Linked DNA regions of Mus musculus: region 1 is linked to region 2. Evidence: chromatin contacts called from ENCODE Hi-C data. All regions are on one chromosome and are shown on one strand. The core of a region is the stretch at or near the end of the contact, and the rest is flanking DNA. Distances in the headings are between cores, read along the strand shown. Region 1 holds the start of Erg28 (ergosterol biosynthesis 28). Region 2 holds the start of Batf (basic leucine zipper transcription factor, ATF-like).

Region 1 (6,792 bases), core at 3,832-6,331, 140 kb before region 2:
CTCCAAAACAAAGTATGTGAACGATTCAGACTGAAACAGACCAACTGTGTGGCTGACTTAATGAAATCCTAAGAGTCAGCAACTCAGACAGAGAATGAAGCAGTTCCAAGCCTCCTGCTATACTGTGCCTTCTTCACACTAGCACCATTCTTCTCCCTGACTTTCTACGAGCTCCTGCAGTAACTGACATAATGCTACCTTGTGGAACAGAAATTAAGACTGCTAATTTTTTTTTCAGAGACTAAAAAGGCCTTATGTCAAGTTCTTAGATGGAAGTTTCCACAACTACATATAAATTTGTATCTGGGGTAACCAACCAAGATACAGAATAGTTTCGGTATACTTGGTATCCGAAATAATGTTGGGTAAAACCAGGAAAATGGCACGGTCAGCTTCAATTGTCAATGTCAACAGAATGCAGCAGGAAGGAGAAATCTCAAGTTTGGAATTGAAGCCAACAATGGCAGGCTGTGAGGTGCTCCAGGACTATAAGGATTAACGCTTTAACAAGGCCTGAGGATCTGATCAGCTCTAACCAAGGTGGTGGCCACAAAACAACTCAGCTGGGAAAAGCCCTTCTAATTCCTGTAACTTCTAAAATGTAAGCCTACTCCCCTGGACGGAAAAAAAAAAAACAAAACTGACTTTAAGCTTCTGTCCTGGTTGTTGGTTTTTGTTTTTGTTTTTGTTTTTGTCAACTTGACACAAACCTAGACGTAGCTAGAAAGACAGAAGTACTCCTAAGACAGTGACTGCATATCAGACTGGCCTGCAGACATTAGTGAATTAGTGATGGCTATGGGAGGGCCCAGCCACTGCAGGCATTGCCACTGCAGGCCCTGGGCTGTAGAGGAAAGCAGGCTGAGCCAACCATGAGTTAGCACGCAGTGAGCAGTGTCCTCCATGGCGTCTGCTTCAGCCCTGCCTCCAGGTTCCTGCCGGGTCCCTGCCCTGACTGGACTGGGACCTGGACATGGAAGCTAAAATGAAGTCTTTTTTCCTGGTGTTGCTTTGGGTCTTGATGTTTCACCTCAGTGTCAGAAACCCTGAGTCAGCTTCCCAGAGTAGAAAGCCAGTGTATGACAGACCTGTCCATGAGCTGACAAGACAAGAGTAATCGCGAAAAATCCACAGAAGTATGCAAAAACTCCATGAATTTAGATGAGGGTTGGGAAATCTACTAGATAATTAGCATTTCTCAATTATAAATATAAGCAACAGTCAGTTATATTGTATTATCTGTGTTCATCATCTAAGCCACTACGCAGAGATTTTAAAAAATTAAGAAAAAAGGAAAAACAAGAGTAAAAGAACAACCCTGGTTGGCATTAAATACTTTCTAAAATGAGTAAAAGGAAGTAGACTGAAGTAAGATGTCGCATGAAGCAGAGGAACCAGAGGGAATTACCCATCTAATTATCTGAAAACAGTGACCCCAATACACTGTCAAGTCATTATGTGCTGTGAACTAACAATGATAAGCCTTTCCTGGAAACTTAATGCTGTAACTATTTCTCAAATATTGTTAATATAATCTTCTACCTTATACAGTCTACCATGACCGCATTAGCTACTAAGAACAATGCCTTACATTTATACCATGCTTCATAACTTTATCAAGTACTTTCATGTGTATTATAGTTTGAACCTAATCACACCCTTTCAAAATAGGCTGGGAGCTACTCGGGTTCTAGAGTGTGTATTCTAAGGGACTGAGAAACGGCTTAAGCTAAGAAAAGTGACTTATTCACGCCTAAAATCTCAAGCACTAGGAAGCTGAGGCAGGAGGACTGCTACGCATCTGAGGCCAGCCTGGGTTACCTAGTGAGCTTCAGGTCACCCTGGCCTCAAGATTATATTTATTTGTGTATTTGTGTGTGTGTGAGTGTGTGTACATTTATGTAAAGATAATTTTTTTAAAAAGAAGCTATGAATTTGAGGAGAGGGAGTGGAAGGAGAGGATGAAAGTGCAGTATACATATATGAGAGCTTAGAGTTATATATAAATAAATTAGATAAGCCTATCAGCTTTTCTCTTCCATATCGAGTAAAATTATGAGAGGTAAAAGTCCTCAAAACTGAGAGCTAAATTAGAATCACAATCCATCTCTTCTCTGTAAAGTGGAGATTCTTTGATATTTGTGAGTCTAATAAGGTGGAAATAATATTTTTAAATTAAAATCTCTCAGTGTGCATATTAAATGATCTACTCTACCATCTCTAGAAGCTACAGTTGGCCCTGTTAATCATTTTCATTATGAGGACCCAACAGTCAATGAATGACCTTGACCCTTAACCTGAAAGAACTTACAGAGAGCCCTTGTGGTTCAATGAACACGGCACAGGCTACAGAGCTCTAGTATTCTCATCGGAGCATCTTCACAGAGGTTCTGCTGTGTGTGGCCTGCCCTTCATATCATCACCGTTCTACAGCTGTAAATGCTTCAGAGAAAACTTATAGAGTCAAGGTCAGAGCCTAAGAACTTAACGTTTCACCAATCTCTAAAATTTTCAAAATCTCCAATTTTTCAATTACTAGAAGCTATGGTCAAGACACAAGGCTGACAAGATGACTCAGCGGATAAGGTGCTTGTCGCCAAACCTGACCCAAGTTCAATTCCCAGGACCCACATGATGGAAGGAGAGAACAGATTCCAGAAAGTTGTCCTCTGACTTCCACATCCGTACTGCACTCAGTTCACCTATTAGAGCCAGGAGATGGTGCATCAGGTAAATGTACTTGCTTGGAAGCCTGATGCCCCATGTTCAATCCCCCAAAACCCACAACAAAGCCAACTGCAGGGACTAGAAGGATGGCTCAACAGTTATGAGAGCTTCCTGCTCCTGCAGAGGAGCCAGGTTCATTTCCCAGCACTCCATCAAGCTGCCACAAACTCTGTAACTGAAGCTCCAAGGAATTCCATGTACCCTGGCCTCCTCAGGAACCTGCATGCCCATGCTGCACATAAACTCAAGCAGGCGAGTCTGTTTTAAAATGTGCACACAGAGAGAGAGAGAGAGGGAGGGAGAGAGAGAGAGAGCGCGCCAGATGTGGTGGGAGGTATGGCAACAGAAATGAGAGACCCCCACCTCAAAAACAAAGCAGAAGGGGGTGGGGAACCAAGTTCACCTGAGTTCCTATCTGAACTTTAGAACATCTAAAGGTGATATTGACTTAGAGGCCTAGAAACATAAGCCCACCCTTCGAATTTCTGAAAAAGGATGGGAAGTGAATAATATGATCTTGACTCCAAACACAGATGGAAGCTAGGGCCAGGCAACACAAAGAAGGAAACCTGGAGGTGAATAAAGGAACCCCCCCCTTAAGGGCGGGCTGACTGTCACTCACTCTTGGTTGGCCAGGTCCTCGTCCTCTGAGGACGATGCTGTCTCCTCCAGGTCCCGGGCCATCACAACTGGCATCTCCTTTGGGGTCTGTCATACAGTCAGCACACAGAGGCCTCAGAGACCTTTCTTCCTTGCAGTCTCACTGGATCAAACAATTTGGATGGCACAGACTCCTGTAAGAAAGTCAAAGGACTTCAAAGACAATGCAGTTGCATACTTCAGGATTTTTTGCATGATCTTTAAGATGAAAAGAAATATATTCCTGAGTATTTTCCAGTCTCTAGAAGCTTACCTTCTGCCACAGTGCACCTCACATATCACAAAAATCAAGAATTTTTTTTCTGTGTTTGTTTGTTTTTGTTTTTCAAGACAAGGTTTCTTTGTGTAGCCCTGGTTGTCCTGGAACTCACTTGTAGACCAGGCTGGCCTAGAGCTCAGAGATCTGCCTGCCTCTGCTGGGATTAAAAGGGTATGACACAAAATTTTTTTCAAACAGATACTGTCTCTGCTGTATCTAAAAAGCTGTTACTGAATTTGAGTCGTTTTATATAATAAAAGAGCAAGCACCAAAGGAGAGGCTTTAGGGCACTGATGTGGACAGTTGATAAGCCTATGTTTAGAAAATTCTTTGCTAAACAAATCTGACCAGGATCAAAATAAAAATCCAAGGTTCAAAACCCTTGCCAATATTTATACAGACTCTACCACAAGCAAACAGAATAAGCTGTTATGTTTCTAGGAAAACCAAATCACCCGAACTATTAATAAAAGGGTGGTGAAAATATTTCTCCTCAGCAGGGATCACATAAATGGCCGGGGAAAGGGGAAGTCAAATACTCTAATTATTGGTACTTTTTTTTTTAATCACACATTTTAATCCGGATATCAAGTAGACACATAAAATTAGGAAATCTCCAATTCCCAGGCTTCTAACTTCAAACACTTTCCATAGAGAAAAAGTTTCATGTTCGTTATAGAGAAAATAGAAACGTTTAGGGAAAACGCTTAACCTTAATGTCACTACTCAAAGATAATCAATTCGTGGCAATTCTCCAAGCTTTTGCTGGTCTGTGCATTGACTTATACAATAAGACTCTCAAAAACAAAGCAACTGCAGCAAGCAGCAACAGTGACTAACCCCGACCCTACACATCTTCAGCAGAAATGAGTAATACCAAACAACCTCAATGATTCTTTTCGGGTGATTCCTAAAGGAACTTCTCGACCTTACCCAAAAATGCTTGAGAGTCTTTTAAGTTAAAACCTTCAGGGATGCCCACCTTTCCTCGGCTCCCTGAAGAGTAGAACGAGATAAATGCTCAGGAAGTCCTTGCCCCTACAGGGACCAGCCGCCAGCTCCAGCCCAGCACACCCCAACCCCAGGCAGCTCCGCAGGCAAGGACGCGGCGACTCTGCCGCAGCGCTTCTGCCCAGCACGCCCGGAAGCCAACAGCTGCTCCGGAGCTCGGAGGGAAGCGCAGCGGCGCCCGCCTAACCCTGGAGCGCACCTCCCCGGAGCGCGCCGGCGCAGGCGTTTACCTGTCTCATCTTCTCACGGCTCGGGGCCGGCAGGCGGGGACCACGCTCTGCTTCACCTCCCTCCTCCTTCCCCAGCCCGAATCAACGCAGCCGCCGAAGGCTGCTTCCCCCGTTACTACAACAACCAACAAGCAACCGCCCGCTAAGAGCCACTGCGCAGGCGCCCGCCAGCGGCGCGAACAACGCTCGGCTGCGGGCGCTGACGGATGGCGTCACCACGGCGCGCTCAGACACCAGAGCCAACCCAGGCTGTCACCAGAAGGTTTCTTGGCTCCTTTTTCTCTCTGCGTTTTCCCCACCCCTAAAAGACTGACTCCAAACTCAGAGTTCCGCCACGCTCGACAGAAGGGTTTACCGCGTGAGCGGCGTAGCAGGAAGAGGCTCAGGCGGCGGCAACTGCTGATTGGCAGCAAAGGAGTTCACTCCCTATCGCCTGCTCGAACTGAGCCAGCGTAGCCAATCAGAACGAGGACTGACAAAAACAACCCAATCCTGGAGCTGGGCTGAGGGAGGGGGCGGGAACAAGTGGCCCAGGTGGACTTGGGACCGGAGCTGGCCTAGGGAGAGCTGGTTTGCGGATGCTGCTGATACTGCTGCAGTAGTACTGGATCGTCAGGTAGGAGAATTTGGAGTGGGATGTAGCACCCGAGTAAAACTATCTGCAAAATTTAGGAAAGTGGGGGTTGCCTGGAAAGCAACCGGAGGTGGTGGTGGAGGAGTCTAGAAACGATGTCCAAGAGGAGGTGCTAGGAAAATGGAGATTTGGTCAATTCTGGGGATGGGTGAGTGAACGGGCAGTCGTTATGAACCTAGCTCTGCAACGAGCTTTCACTTTTCCTCATGTATTATCGGGTAACCCTCGAGATAGAGGCTTATATCCCCATTTTACGGATGAGAAAACCGAGTCTCTAGAGTCTCACTGGCTTGTCTGAACCCCTCAGATATGAGTGGTGTAGCTAGGATAGGAGTCTGCCTCTATTGATTGTTAATTAGTATCGCATCCATGCTGACCTGGGCAAGGGTGTACCCCACCTCTCTCTCCACCTCATAACTCCAAGGGAATGGGTTTAAAGAATTGGTAGAGTCATACAGAAATGCTCTGGTGTGTTTTCATCAGCTCTGGGATTTCTAAGATCTGTGAAATAAATGGAGGGTGTAAGTTCTACGTTCTACTGAAAGGGAGTGTGTGCGGGGGCGGGCTGGGGGGATTTTTAAATAACCCAAGCTGGTGTTGAGAGGAGAAAGTAAAAAGAAGTAGATTGGCATATGCTGTAAGTGTCTGTGAAGATCAGCACACCCCAGCATCTCTAGACTGGGACAGTCCCCGTTTGAGACCTCTTTCCTCTGGGTCCACCCTTTCTCTCCTGGAGCCCTTTATAGTTGGTTTTTCGTCATCACTTCACTTGATGTCTATATACACTGGGTAGTAGGGAATCATACTGAAACATTACCACAGTGATAAGGGAAGCCTGATAGTTTCTTACAGCTTTCAGGCCAAAGCAGTTAGCCTGACAATAGGTAAATGAAGGGCCAATATGATGGTGGCTATGACAAATTGTCTCTGTGGGATCCCTTTAGAGCTGATGGAAATCACTACTCAGCGAGGCTTGAGCTAAACAAAAAGTACCGAACCTAGCTCTCTCTCCTACCAGCTTCCTCAAAAAATGGGAACTTTGCTGCACCTGGCCGCACCCACCTTTAATCCCAGCACTCAGGAGGAAGAGGCAGATGGATCTCTGTGAGTTCCAGGCCAGCCTGATCTATGTAGAGTTCCAGACTAGCCACATAGTAAGACCCTGTCTCTAAATAAATAAATAAGTAAATATTTTTTAAAAGATGAGAACTTTATCAAAACATTCTATGAGGGAGTATTGCAACAGAGTCCACAGACCCTGGCACTCAGCC
Region 2 (7,028 bases), core at 2,933-5,432:
CTGTCCTTAGGCTGAAAGAAGTGGCGATATCCTCCCCTTTGTCTTCTAAAACTGTATGTTACTTATTCTTTTGTTGCATGTGTATGTGCGTGTGGTGTTTCCATGTATTTTTCTTGTATGTGGGCACGCGTGTACATAGATGCACATGCGTGTGTGAGGCCCAGGGTTGAGGTCAGTATCTTCTCCCATCACTTTCCAACTTCCGTATTGAGAATCGAGGCAGAGTCTTTTGCTGAACCTAAAGCTTACTGTTTTGACTAGTCTGGCTAGCCAACGTACTCTAAGATTCCCCATCTCCACCTCCCATGAGCTGGGATTACACTGTCAGGCTGCCACATCCATTAAGCTTTTCAGCTTTTTTTTCTTTCTTTTTTTTCTTTTTTCTCTTTTGACACAGGGGCTCTCTATGTAGACCTGGCTATCCTGGAGCTCACTGTGTAGACTATGCTGGCTTCAATTTCATAGATGTCCACCTGCTGCTTCTGCCTCTTGCCCATTTGACTGTCATGCGGGTTCTGGGGATTCTGACCCTGATGCTAGAATGGCAAGCATTTTACCCCCTGAGCCATTTCCCCAGCCCCCGATAATTTATCCCTGATAAAATTAAAGCAGCCCTTAGCCATGCTAAACATCAGATCATTATCAGCTTATCTGGGTTTGGCACCTCTTGCACTTTTAGGAAATTTCTAGAATATTAGCAGTTTGGAAATGTTTCAGGAGGAAGGAGGAAGAGCAGGAAGAAGGATGCGATGAAGATGGAACAGTTGAGCAAGAACACAGTGAAAGGAGCAGACTGTAAAGAGGAAAGGTATGAAGGGTGGGAACACTGCGCCCAGTCAGGACTCGGGGTCGCTGGTCCAGGCCCTGGGTCTCCCAAGTGAGGCTGCAGTTCATCCCCTCCCTGCTAGACCAGGATGGTGATTGTCCCAAGTAAGTGCTTTAAAATTTTGTCTTTAGCAGACCCTAGAGAGACCATTAACAATGTAAATCTCAACACAGAACTTTCTCCATGCTCAGGGAAAAAAAATAAGGGCAGCATCATCGACCTCCTTCTCCCAAAGGCAAGTGTGCTTGGGTGGCAGACCATTGCCTTCCAGAGGGATGAGATGTGCAGCTCTGAAAGAATGGCTTCCCTGAAGCACTTAACACCTAACTTCCTCTCAGCATCAGTGTTCTGCTCACAGTGGCTCAGGAAGGACGACACCCTCTCTGCTGTCCCTTTCCACACAGGTGGCTCTGCCTCCCATGAAGCCTTGAGGCTGTCAACATCCCACACATCTACCCTTGCACTCTCCTGGGCCAGAAAGGTTCAGTGTCCAGTGCTGTTCTCTGCTACTAAATGTTTTCATACATGCATGGGAGAGCGAAGCCCTTTCCACAACCTGACCCCTGCAGCTCTTGCCCTCTACTACTCTCCCCCAGTACTTAGCTCTACCACAGCAGAATCATCAGAGCTGGGCCCCACAGCCTCACTGGTGTGGGGCGCAGAGCCTAAGGGCAGGAGCATGGTAGGAAGTGTGGGTACTCACCAGGTGAAGGGTGTCGGCTTTCTGTGTCTGTCTCTGTCGGCTCTTCTGGGCAGCGATGCGATTCTTCTCTCTCCTCTGAACTTTCCTCACATCATCAGATGAGTCCTAGGAAGCAGAGATATCAACGGTAGGTCTGATCGTTCCTCTTAGTCAAAATAGGACATTGGTTTCCTCCCTCCTTTCCTTCCTTCCTTCCCGGTCCTCAGTTCTTTCTGTATTGTCCATTCCCCTTATTTACAAAAGGCCTGTACCCAAAGACATTTTCTTCAGCATTCCCTGCTACCCACCCTTGGGTCTCCTATGGTCTTCTTATGATCAAAAGCTACTCAAAAGTGAAGAGAAATTGAAGCCTCAGGAGGGCTACTTTGGGAAATTCCAGTTAAGATGCCATCACTTCTGCTCTCTCCAGAGCTGTTCTAGCTTCACTCTGTGTGTGTGTGTGTGTGTGTACATGTGTGTATACATATGTATGCATGTGAGGTATGTGTGCGTGTGAGTGTGTGTGCATGTATATATGTGCATGTGTGCGCACATGCTAAACCTTCTTGATGCTCCTTTTGCTGTTGTCTTTGAAAACTCCGCTGAGCATTTACCATGTGCCAACTTCTGTACAAGCGCGTTCGGAGACGCTATGCTTCAACTCCCCAGCTTTCTGAGCAGGCACCGTCTTTTCTATTTTACACAGTACGAAGCTGAGGCTCTCCACCCTGATCCCTGAGCTCATGGACATCCAGGGGTATGACATCTTTCTGGCACTGATGCTCAATCCTTTCTGAGAATTCCCCCTTGACTATTAATTTCATTGTGCTGCACCCCTAGGCAGAGGGCGCCGCCCAGATCTGTTTTATTCGGTCCATCATTGTGCAGACATCTTGAGACCTTCCTAGTCCTGAACATGATGCCTGCTACAGATGAGGTAACCCCACCACCACCACCACCAAATCATTTTATGAAGTGCAGGTCGCCTGCTTTAGTGAGCCACTGACGGGTGCTTTGGAGGACACAGTGCTCTTTGAGTGCTTTCTAAGTATCTCCTATAGAAGATCAGGGAAGAGAAGCCCTTCTGCAACCCCCACCCTGTCACCTACCTCCACTGGCCTGAGGGGCAAAGACCCTTGGGTCAGGTTCTGATTCCCTTCCCTCTTTACTCAAACTTTCCAGGTCATTCTAGCAAACGGACATTGGGTTAGAGAGGGCAAGGATATATTCTTCCTTTAATGTGCTAAGGGACTAGGTTGCCATGGAAGCTGTGAGTAATTTCCTTCTTAAGAAGAGACTGGGGTACCATCTTCCAGGCAGTCTGAGTTGCTCTGATACCATCGTGAGCGAGGGACTATCTCCCTCTTGAGGTCTTCACCAGTATGGCTTTTGGTGAGGGCTTGTGACAGATGTGGGAGCCGGTGGTCAGGTAGTTTACGTTTATTTTGTTTGTAGCGTTTTGCAGCCCCCTGGATGTGTGTGAGCCAAACACTCTACCTCTGAGCCCCTCCCAATATGTGTGCTAAGGAAAGAATATAGTTTTTAAGATGAGATGTAAAAAAGTTTAATCCGTGGGTCTATGTTGGATGAGGAGGAGAAATGTCTAGAACAAGGGGCATCAGGAACGTGGTAGAGAGACCCAGAAACCACAAGGTGAGAAAGGCATCCCATCGGAGGCATCTTTCAGTCTGAGACATTTCGGCTTGGTATCAGTCAAGAGTCTAAGAGTCTCAGAATCTTTCCCTCCATCCCTGGTTTTTCAGGGATGATATTAGCTACTAGTGAAAGTCTCTGACACGCCTCCTGGACCATGGCCTTCTTTCTTCTATCTGGAAGCCACATGGGGGGTGGGGGGGAAAGATACAGGTTGTAGCTTTAGCCTCCCTTCCCACGGACTGCTGGAGTTACCGAGGCAATCCGCAGGCAGATCTTGCCACTCTTCTCCTCCTGTCTACCTTGCTTTGATTTGCTATATTTCTCTTCCCTGACCTCGGTTCTGTCTTGCCACTTGCTTGGTTTTTTCCTGGAAAGCTACAACTCTAGGATTTGGGTGGAGCCCGAAGCAGCGATCTACTGGAACATTCCTCTGCTTATGGTTGACCATACTTCTAAGCTCTGTGATATTCACCCTGCCCCCAGCTTCCTAGAAAGTTTCACGGTGGGAACCTAAGTGGCAGAGACGAGGGGTACCTCTTGGAAAGAGAGGCTTTTGTGGCGGGATGCGAAGCTTCAGCCCTTGGACCTCTGTATAGCAAACACCACACGGTCCAGAGTCTGCTAGAGAGTTCCTGCCACGAGCTACTTCCTTCCCCAGACAGAGCTCCCTGGGCAGGACAAGGGAGCCTACCCCTCTTCTACCACCCCAGGAAAATCAGAAGGCAAGGCATGCGGGGCGTGGGGGAGGGGGACGAAGGGGGTACCTGTTTGCCAGGGGGAGGAGAGCGGCTGAAGCTGGAGTCACTGCTGTCGGAGCTGTGAGGCATGGTTCTAATCTTCCGGGCTCTCCCACACCGTCCCAGATGCCTCTGGGCGATCTTCTCACTAGCTGGCTCCCCTTCTTGACTGCTAGGGGGCCACCAGCACACCACCTTCCACAGGTACCTCCCCTGCTTGCCCAACAGCAACCTCTGACAGACCCCTGCGTCCTCCTCTCTCTCGGGTGCAGAGGGACTGCTCCCCACAGGGACATCTCGCTGCTTTGGGGCTTGCGCACAGGCCCTCTCTTGTGGTTTCTGGTAATTCAAGCTGGAAGTCACATGGGCGGAAACGTCAACAAGTTAGAAAGAAGGTAGAGAGAAAATACACATCTGGGAAAAGACCACAGAATTAGGTGAAAGAAAAAAAAATACACAAACCCCCAGTATCTTCCGGCAGGCAGTTTGAAAGGCAGAGCGAGCGCTCTTCAATTGATGAAGATAAAGAAGAAAAACAGCCACACAGGGAAAATCCCCGGCCAGAATTAGCAAGTTCTCTGCTGTCAACATGGCAGAGAGCAGCAGGAAAGAGCCTCCAGGTCACAGGCCTTGATTTTTAAATCTAAATACAGTCAGCGACAAGCCTGAGGACCCTTTCTGGGTTTCACCCGAAAGCAACTGCCCATCCTGTTTTATGACCGGCCTTCCTCCTTCACCTATAGGACAGTTCGGTGGGCTGGGGACAAAAAGAAAGGAGGGCACTGCCTTTTACAGATGACCAAGCAAGACGTTGGGGCTAGCTGAGAGTCTCGGGGAGTCTCTGGAATCGATGCTAAAGAAGTTTATTATCTATCCCCTGTCCTCTTAGCAAGACACTTTCATTCTCCCTAGAGAAAGGATACCTACCTTCTGTGGAGGGGCTCCTTCAGGAGTTCAAGGTTGACCTTGAGTCTTCAGAAGTCAGTGACGTCATAACCCAACAAGGAGAGAACGTCAAAATGAGGGACAGAGGCTCTGGACTTGGAGTCAGATCGATATGATGAGAATCCAGTGACTCCCTATCCCTACTCCCCCCCCCCCCAGCCTCCCACCACACACACACACCTAAAACCTGCCCCACCTACTACCTTTCAGGGCTACTGCAATGAGGGATGACAATTTGAATAGGAATGTCCCCCACTCTGTAAAGCATGCTGTGGAGTGGCGGTGTTTGGCATGTGTCCCATGACACGAACACGCTTGTCGCTTTAGTGAACAGTCCCATTCTCATCCCAGTGTTTTGGCTATTTTTTTTTAAAGTTTGGGGACTGGAAAGATGCTCAGCAGTTAGGAACACTGGCTGCTCGTCCAGAGGACTTGGGATCTAGTCCTAACATCCAGACAGTGGCCCAATCATCTGTTACTCCAGTTCCAGGGGTCCTCTTCCTGACTCCTCGGGTACCAGGAAATGGACACGGGGCACATACATATGTGCAGGCAAGACACGCACACATATTAAAATAAAAGCTCTTACTCTATTCCCAGTGTGGCTCAAATGCTCACCTCGATTAATCTGAGGGCTGACAATATGTTATGGCTCCTAAAGCATTTTTGTATCCACTGATTACAATTCTGCCTGACGACAATATTGTTCTAAGGACAAACCTATCAAAATAATAATAATAACAATAATAACAATAACAATAATAATAATAATAATAATAAAAGTCAATCCTTGTAGAATTTGTATTTAGTGGTGAGAGCAGACAGGTAAAACAACTGAGCTGACATAATACATCAGGGAGTGTCAAGTGTCACAGATAAAAATAGAGCAGGGTAGGAGAATTCGAAGAGTGGCCACTTTTGTAAGCTGGCCAGGAAGGGCTTGGTGAAGGGGTCACACGTGAGCAGGAACCTGAGGGGGAGCAGAGAGGCTAAGTGAAGAAAGGTCCAGGCACACACCTGAGGTGGAACACCAGAGAGCCCAGTGTCTCCGGATCAGAGGTCCTGAGAGTGGCAGGGGACTGGTAGGGGATAAGTTCGGTACGTGGATCAGCCGGGACGTCTCTCAAGGCTCTTGGAGTCAATTGGGAGGAGTTTTGCCTCATTCTAAAGTAACCAGAGAACCAACCACAGGCCCGTGCCCCGTTCCCTAGATCCTCAGATCTAGCCACTGCGACTGCCTGTTTGTTTCAGAGCACTTATCGTAGCCGCTGATTGTTTTAGAACTTATTTTCTTCACTGGAAGGCAAACTGCATTTGGGAATTTCTTATTTAATCAAGCGTCCCCTGAGCACCCACCATGTGCCAGGCAAAACACTTGACTTTTTCCCCTGAACGAGACAGTTTATCAGTAAGTTTCCACTGTGTAACATACCAAGGACTTCACGAGAGCTTTAAACAGGCATGCTTTTGGCTGAGTTTGTAGGTCATTCAGAAGATTCCAGAAGGCCACAGTAGCTCTGATCTCATCCAGACCTCTCAGCTGCTGAGTTGGTTGGTAACTGACTGGTCTGTTCTCCCTGGCCCACCCCACCCCACCCTCCCAGCCATCCTGCCTGTTGTTCCCTTGGCAGGTGCCGGATTCTAAAGGCAGAACTCAGAACCTGCCAACATCCATGATCAGGTCTAGCTCAGAGTCCCATCTACCACATCCTATTGACCAAAGAAAGTCACAAAGTCGCTCAATGTTCAGTGGGCTGAAGATACAGTCCACCTCTTGACTCAGACCCAGTTGAAGACTTGTAAGGTCAAGCCTGCTGCCTCCCCCAGGTGGGCAGACGTTGGTAGTGTGAGAGCAGGGGAACTACATGCTCTGACTGGAGTATCCTGGGATCCCTTTAGACACAGTTGAGATTTTCCTGTGGGGAGAAAAGTGAATGAGGGAAGACCAGTTAGGATTACAATGTTGGGTTTAACATTGTAATCTCATTGTCCTAAACAAAAGAAAAGATACTGGTAGCATGAATCACAGAGGTGGCGATGAAGGTGGTGAGATGTGGCCCCTGTTCAAGCTGAAGACTGTCTCATGTTTACAGTTCCATGTCCGGTACCTAGTAGGCACCCAATAAAGGGCTGTTTGAATAAGGTCCGACTAAGCTCCCATACAACTAGAAGTTACGACTTG

Evidence for each region. A loop is a pair of places that touch in the nucleus more often than their neighbours do.
Region 1: a loop to region 2 is called in a map of CH12.LX, with 3 times the contacts of the local background. The contact joins the promoter of Erg28 here to the promoter of Batf in region 2. A Hi-C loop is called at or near these places in 7 of 37 maps with a recorded cell type or tissue (CH12.LX, T-helper 1 cell, T-helper 17 cell and 3 more).

Annotation. Positions count from the first base shown.
Region 1 is chr12:85,823,182-85,829,973 of GRCm38, reverse strand. It overlaps Erg28 (ergosterol biosynthesis 28), which reads left to right and starts at 5,081. Exons shown (of 5, transcript NM_021446.3): 1 at 5,081-5,503. Ttll5 (tubulin tyrosine ligase-like family, member 5) reads right to left here and starts at 5,054. Exons shown (of 34, transcript NM_001081423.3): 1 at 4,888-5,054; 2 at 3,350-3,521. The coding sequence starts at 3,423.
Region 2 is chr12:85,683,874-85,690,901 of GRCm38, reverse strand. It overlaps Batf (basic leucine zipper transcription factor, ATF-like), which reads right to left and starts at 4,182. Exons shown (of 3, transcript NM_016767.2): 1 at 3,929-4,182; 2 at 1,530-1,634. The coding sequence starts at 3,991.